Regions from separate parts of the Mus musculus genome. Here regions 2 and 3 are each linked to region 1. A link is a loop called in an ENCODE intact Hi-C map of the cell type or tissue named here. Cell type or tissue: left cerebral cortex. All regions are shown on one strand. Region 1 has its middle 5.5 kb from the start of Igsf21. Region 2 has its middle 9.1 kb from the start of Gm13016. Region 3 has its middle 48 kb from the start of Gm13021.

Region 1 (2,500 bases):
CTGGTATATGGTAAAGTTGGCATCTAAAGATAGACGACCCCTTGCTGATCTGTCTCTCTGCTTTCTGACCTATGTTTCCCAGCCCATACTCTCCAGCCCACCTCTCTATGCTGAAGTTGGAGATATCTGTTCTGTGTCCTCACAGAGCATTGTGGGCCTAATGTGTACAGGACCACAGGTGATTCATCTGATCATTTGGGCCAAGAAAGATGGAAAGTGACTGTTGGGGGGAAGGAAGGGATAGATGGATGGATAAATGGGAGGTTGGATGGATGGTGGATGGATAGATGGATGGAAGGAAGGAAGGATGGATTGGTGGATGGATGATGGATAGATGGAAGGATTGATGGATGGAAGGATGATGAATGGAAGGATGGATGGATGATGGAAGGATGGATAGATGATGGATAGATGGAAAGATTGTGGGTACACAGATAAAAATGGATGAAAGGATGGGCAGATGAATGAAAATGATAGGTGATAGAGATAGACAGGCAGGCATGCAGACAGACAGACAGACAGACAGACAAATAGAGGAATTTATGGATAGATAGATAGATAGATAGATAGATACATACATACATACATACATACATACATACATACATGCATGCATGCATGCATACATAGATGAACATAAAGGATAATGGATGGATGGATGGATGGATGGATGGATGGATGGATGGGCAGTGGAGTGGATGAACAGGTAGACAGATCAGAAAAAGGCTTAGTGGGTCCACATAGAGAGGTGGTGTGGATGGATGAATACAGATTAGGAAATATCAGCAGGATTTATTCTTTTCCTGCACACTGTGCTGTCTGGCTGTGAAGGAGCAGGGCAGCAGATGTTAGTCATTACCAGAGGTGCCAGCAGATACAGTCAAGTGCCTGAGCGAAAGCGTAGGCTCTGGGGTCAGGAGCCTAGACTTAAATCCCAGTCTCGACTCTCAGAAAGGCGATTCTGACCAGAAGATAGGAAGGAAGAACTCTCTTCCTATCCACTGTGACAAATTCATTGGTCACCTACCTGGTACATGCCTGGGCCAGTCTCCCCCTTGCCTGTGAAATGCAGATAGGACTAGAGTGACCAGTGTGGCTTGTGATCACATCAGAAGATGTTCAAACCATGAGGATCAGCTGTGGCTGCTGAACTGGCACTTGAGGCAGTCAGCAACGCAGTGCTGCTATGACCCACGGTTTGTTTGCTTCTGTGGTCCTCAGCCCAGCATCCTTTACAGTGGTTCCACTGTAGAAGAGTGGGCAGACTACAGTGTGGAGGTCTGAAGAGACTTGCAAAGTGTTGGCCATAATGCAAAAGCAAAGGAGGGAAGCCGGTTCATTTTCCCCTGTGATCCTTTAGAGCATTAATCCATCCATTTCCAGTTTCGGACCCTTGTCTCCAGGTTATCATTTCGGGGCTGATAAATCTGAGGTCACTCTTGAAATCCTCCCTTGTCTACTTTCCCTCTCACTCTGCAATTTTGAAAATCGCCAATAGGTGGCGCCATGGAACACGCGATTTTCCTTTTTTTTTTTTTTTTCCTTTCCTTTCCTTTTGAATTGGAGGGCCTGTAGTTCATAACATGAATCACCTTCTTAGTCACAGATTCCTTAAGTGTCAATGTTTCCAAGGCAAGGCATGATATCCCTAGACATGCTTCCAGTTAGTCCATTTTGTGATGGGGGAAGAAATACTGTAGAGGGGAAACTGAGGCCCCTGCAATTTGTATGGAGTGGGTACCTTGTTCCCACTACAAGAACAGAGATTTTCCCACTGTGATCCTTGTCTCCCCAGGTCTCACTGAACGTTCCAGAAGGTCTGGGCTATTTTACCTTGTTCCCTGAGAACTCTCGTGTTATTCTTTTAGGCCCCGGTCATTTGGTTCTGGTTCACGCAGGCCAGGGTCACATGGTTCTGGTTCATGCAGGCCCAGGTCATGTGGTTCTGGAAGTTGAGCAGGGAGGTCTAACTATCCAAGTTAGTGATGCAATTGGGAACCTAATGGCATGGGTGCCCGCAGGTTTTGGTTAAGTACAGAAGCCATAGGGTAAAGCGCTCAAACCTCTCCCCTCTCTACAACCTGCTTTCTGGCTGTGCCTTCAGGTCCCAGAAAGTGTCAGACACTCCTGTCCATTTACAGTATGGACAGGTGATTTTGATTCTGTGGGTTTCATGATTCCTGTTGGGAAGAGGCAAAGACTGGGCAGGATGTCAGCCATCTGCGACATCCTGCCCAGCAGGAATTCACTTTCTCCTCACTTCTGTCTCCTTCCTCTTCAGCCACTAATGAAGCAGAGGTGTTGTTTGTGACACTGAGCTGGCCTTTCGGGGGGTGGGGGGGGATGCAACTCCGGAGCTCTGGGAGTTCCAGGTTAGCTAGGGAAAGAGTAGTCTGGGGGAAGAATCAATCATGGGAAGCACTCCAGACACACTGGTGACACCAGAGTCACCACGTAAGGCAGCTGGAGCCTGGGAGTGGAGGCCAAGTTGGTCAGCGTC
Region 2 (2,500 bases), 120 kb after region 1:
CAGCTCCTCAAAGGCATCGTGAGCTCCCATGTGACACACATGGGTTCCTCTCAGCACCAGAGTCGCAGGGCCTGGCACATAAAAGCAACTCCTCAGAGCTACCCAAGGTTGGATCATTTATAAAGAACTGAAATGAATTCTCCCAAGATTCTGGGGTCCCAGATGGAAGCACTGCTGGGCAGGGGTCCCTGCTTGCCACACAGAACTTCACCCCCATGTCTCTTCATCCCTGGACCTTCGCCCTGCAGAAGGCAGTGGACACCTAGGAGCCAAATGCTCTCTGAAGCCTCTGTTGTGAGGGTCTGAGTCCTCTCCAGTTCCAGGAGTCCTGCCAAATTACCTAGGAGTCTGGTCTCACTGGCCAGACAGCATGGTACACATTCAAACCTTAGCCCTGCTCCCTCCAGATCAGCCCCAGGATGTCCTTGCAGGGATCTAAGATCTCTCCAGCACTGGGTTGATTCTGTGACACTCTCCTTCTGCCTCTGGGAGACTGAGCCTGGCTGGGGGAAGTGGTCCCTGAGGCTAGTATGGAGCCTGGGTTCTGGCACATCCTTCACCTATTGTCTGCTGCTGTGCCAACAAGACATTACCTTGAAAGACTGAGCCTGAGCAAATGCTCTCACTCCACATCATTCATGTATTCACACTTCATTAGTTCTGTGGGTGTTTACTGAGCATCTACTACACGCAGGGACTACTCTGGGTGCTGGGAGCAGAGCAGTATTCAGGAAGGCGCAACTGTGAACCACCTCTGTGACTAGACCCTGATAACAACCAAGTGACAGGAAAGTACTTGAGCAAAGGGGCAGAAAGCAAAAGATGGGCAAGATGGCTCAGCAGGCACAGGCGCTTGCGGCCAGGTCAAGCTGGGAAACATGTATTCAATTCCGAGAACCCACATAGTGGAAAGAGAAGGTTGAGTCCTCTGAGTTATCCTCTGACCTCCATGGGCTGCTAAGGCACACCTACCCACTAGCACGAAAATGAAATAAATACAATTATTTGTTTTTTCAAGTAGAGTGAAAAGTTGAGCTCACAGGGTCAGCAGGGGTGGGTGAAGGCTGCAGAGGTTCGGTGCCCAGCGAGGATCTGAGCACATGCACAGCACAAGCCGCTGTCTGGCAGCATCCTTGAAGCTTTGCCACCCAGCAGTTCTGAGACAGTTGCCCACTGGTGAGGTCTTCGGGGCTGATGGTCCGACAGGCAACCCTCAGTGTTCAGGTGAAGTCCATAAAGGCAGAGAGCTTGAGGGCAGAGGGTTAGGGTGACCCTCTGGCACATCAAGGCATCAGGCGCATCCGGCGCATGCTCAGTTGGAGTTGTTAATACAGCCACTGCTGCTGTTCAGGACTGCTAAGGACCCAAGGCTGCTGCTGAGCTGGGCTCCTCGGAGGAGCTAGATTTGGTGACATTTTCCCCAGTGCCAGCCTTCGGGCTCTCCTCAGAACCTACCCACTTGGCACAGCCAGTGCTGGGCGAGAGCCCACCTCTTCCAGAAAACACTTTAACAGCCTGTGCGTGGGAAGCCCAGACAAGTGAGAGAGGTGGCGCCCGGAGAAAAATCAGAGCGTGTCCCCAGAGCCACCCAGTTTCAGGATTCAAATCCAGGTCTCCTGGAGAGCGCTTCTCCAATGCTCCTCTTGACTCCTCTTTGCTGAGGAGAAGGCGCTGTTTCCCCAGCCCTGAGCAGCGATTTTCAGAGGGTGGCTTTGGTCTGAGGAAACACACATAAGTTCCACCTTACCTCAGAACTCGCCTTCCTCCCAAAAAGAGAGGCTTGTCACCCAAGCACTGGCATTTTGAAATTGGGACCTGTGGTGGCAGCACTGCCAATATATTGGCAGCAGATGCGCCACTAAGACACCCACCACACACAACCCACTCTGTTTGCACCTAAACCAGCCCACCCGTACGAGGGCTGTGTTAAGCCTTAGTCCCGGGAAAAGGTGTGTTCACGGATGCCAAGATGCTGGAGGAGCCTCAGAGAGCACCCTGGTCCAACTCTACTGAATGGGGAAACCGAAGACAGTCCTTGTTCAAGGTCCTACAACTGCAGTTCATGTATAGCTCAGACCCCGGTGTGGCTGACTCCTGGGTGCATGGAGCCTCTCCCCACAGCGCCCAGTTGCTCTGCCTGCCTCTGATGCTGCCCTGCCATCAAGTGCCCACATGAGGGTCCAAGTTCAATCCCCAGAACCCACATTTCCTGCACCCTCAATCCCAGCACTGGGGAAGCAGAGGCAGGTCGATTCTGGGGCTCCCTGGCCAGCCAGCCTGGTTAAATCATTGAGCGTAAGGTCAGTGAGAGATCTTGCCTCAAAAAACAAGGTGAACAGCTCCGAATGACACCCAAGGTTGACCTATCACACACCCTATCTCTCTCTCTCTCTCTCTCTCTCTCTCTCTCTCTCTCTCTCACACACACACACACACACACACACACAGAGAGAGAGAGAGAGAGAGAGAGAGAGAGAGAGAGAGAGAGAGAGAGAGAGAA
Region 3 (2,500 bases), 220 kb after region 1:
CCATGGCCTCTGTATCAGCTCCTGCTCCCTGCCCTGCTTGAGTTCCAGTCCTGACTTCCTTGGTGATAAACAGCAGTATGGAAGTGTAAGCCGAATAAACCCTTTCCTCCCCAACTTGCTTCGTGGTCATGATGTTTGTGTAGGAATAGAAACCCTAACTAAGACACTAGACAAGCACTCTACTGACTGAGCCACATCCTCAGACCGCAGCGCTGGGATCTGAATGGCAGCGAGCTATCCCCCAAGCCAAAGCTACCTCCCTAAGGCAGGCCCAGCTCGCCGTCGGCCTCAGCTGCAGTGTGGGATAACATGACGGCACACATCCCTGGACTTCCTGAGATGCCAGGCCGAGGTGAATTTCCCCAATAGGAAAGAGATCATGGAGGACAGGAAGCTACCCTCCTGCTGTGACTGGGGCCATATACTGTAGATCCAGAGAGGAAATCTTGCCTTCTCCAGTCCCCAGCCAGAAAGCAGCCCCTGCACCATCTCTCTCAAACATGCTCGTTCAATGCTCATAGCCACAATGGCAGCCTGTTCAGCTAGAGGGCTACCCCAGGCCTCTGCCAAGATTTCTGTCGGTCAGTGTGAGAGGAAAGGAAACTCTTGAGACATCAGGTCATCCCCAAGTCCCCTGCCCAGCTGCCTCTCTTGCATCCAAGCCTTGGGTTTCTGGATTAAATAGTTCACAGCCTTCAGCCTATCCTCTGGATGAACAGAACACGTTAGAAAGTAGAGGCCCGGAGTCACAGGAAAGGACTCTCACGCCTGGGGGAAATCCACGCCCTGCCTGCGCTCACGCAGCCCGAGAGCCAGGATTCACTCTGCAGTTCCACATAACTAGAAAAGGAACAGAAAAAGACAGATCTGGTGACATATGAAATGGAGACAAAATTCAAATCCCAGCATCTATAAATAAAGATTTATTGGCACACGGCCACACCCACTCATTGACATATCGGCTAAAGTTGGTTACAGCAGCCAAGCTGAAGAGTTCCCAAGGAAGCAGCCCACTGGCATCAGGGTGGGAGATCTGGTCTCTACAGAACACTTTGTTGTAGCAAGAATCTTCTCAATAACCTTTACAGGCCACTATGACCTCTATTCTCCCTTTTCAGGGTCTGTAAACCCCATGTGCTCTAGATACTAAAGAAATGCGCCCACAGCGCCCCCCAGAGGGGACAATTAAGAGAACAACAAATTCACAACAGTCACTAAACCCTGCTCTGGCTTCAGTCCAGCCTGGGAGCCATATGACTAATGCTGACTTAAAACTGGAAGGACCCTGGATGGCTAGCAAGTTATGAAAACATTATGGCCACGCCCTCCCCCTCGCTCTCCTCTCTGCATATAAGGCACAAGAGGATCATGCTCTTGTTGCCATAGAAACAAGACTAGGCTAAGTCTGCAGCAGGAAGGATTAAAGGTAGACTTTGGAAGATATAAGTAAGCCGGCAGGAGAGACCGAGGCACACAGATTGCTAATCCTTGGTTAAGGCTCAGCTAAGAGCTTCCAACCCGCTCTTTATTAATATTGAGTGTGGGTGTATGGCATTAAAACACAGGCCTCATCAATAAATACCAATCAATGTACCCAGAAGACAAATGCTTGATTGCATTTATACACATATTAATTGCATCTTACCTACAGACTCGGGTCCAGACTTTGTGAACTAGAAGAATCTTGGGCCAGTTTGAGTCTGGGGACTACTGTTAGTGGCCAGACACTTCTTCCAGATATTTTATAAAGGTGGATGGGTTAGTATATTGTGAGGGGTGGGTGTGGGGGCATATGTGGGTGGGAGGAGGGAGGGAGAGTACATGTGTGTGCAACCGCTGGTGTCTATAGATGCACATGCACATGCATGTTCATGCATATGGTATCAGGGGTCTTCCTTCCGTCTCTCTCCAATTTATATTTATTTCACGTATATGGATGTTTTGCCTGCATGAATGTCTGCACACCCTGTTTGCTTGTCCATAAAGGATACCAGACACCCAGGAACTGGAGTTAAGGATGGTTGTGAGCCACTATGTGGTTGCTGGGAATTGAACCTGGGTCCTCTGGGAGAGCAGCCAGTTGCTCTTGACCACTGAGCCATCTCTCCAGCTTCCACCTTACCTCTGTAGACTGAGTCTCTGCCTGAGCCCTGAGATCACCCACTGGACTAACTAGCTAGCAAGCTCCAGGGAGCCTCCTGTCTCTGCTCCGCCATGCCCAGCTTTTACATAGGTGCCTGGTCTCAAACTCCGCAAACCCTCCACAGACAGCCATCTCAATAGCTGACACCCCATTTTGAATATTTTAGCTTTCTGTAAAAGCAGCTGCTGGCCCAAGCAGAGTCTGGCCCTGTCACAGTGTCTGGCCCATTAGGCCAGCATTCCCCATACCCCATGCCTGCCCCCTGTCACACCTGTGCCTTCCTAGGGGAGCAGGCATGAGAGATGGCCGTGCCCAGGAGAAGAACGTGAGGCTTACAGCATCTGGAGACATTCTATC

The links. Hi-C counts contacts between places; a loop is a spot of excess contacts. Peaks named below come from ENCODE experiments on the same cell type or tissue, not always from the same donor. Only the 100,000 strongest peaks of a DNase experiment are listed, where the experiment ranks them.
Region 2: a loop joins it to region 1, with 5 times the contacts of the local background. A loop is called at or near these places in 6 of 42 quality-filtered maps.
Region 3: a loop joins it to region 1, with 2.4 times the contacts of the local background. A loop is called at or near these places in 2 of 42 quality-filtered maps.

The regions. Positions count from the first base shown.
Region 1 is chr4:140,251,052-140,253,551 of GRCm38, forward strand. No RefSeq gene overlaps it. Among named protein-coding and RNA genes, the nearest start is that of Igsf21, 5.5 kb to the left of the region's middle. In left cerebral cortex, a CTCF peak has its summit at 1,492 (motif pointing right); a DNase peak (open chromatin) is centred at 1,506.
Region 2 is chr4:140,370,156-140,372,655 of GRCm38, forward strand. No RefSeq gene overlaps it. Among named protein-coding and RNA genes, the nearest start is that of Gm13016, 9.1 kb to the right of the region's middle. In left cerebral cortex, no CTCF peak of the experiment used is centred here; DNase peaks (open chromatin) are centred at 1,490 and 1,863; H3K27ac peaks cover 1,027 bases.
Region 3 is chr4:140,469,072-140,471,571 of GRCm38, forward strand. No RefSeq gene overlaps it. Among named protein-coding and RNA genes, the nearest start is that of Gm13021, 48 kb to the left of the region's middle. In left cerebral cortex, a CTCF peak has its summit at 1,167; DNase peaks (open chromatin) are centred at 931 and 1,232; H3K27ac peaks cover 1,066 bases.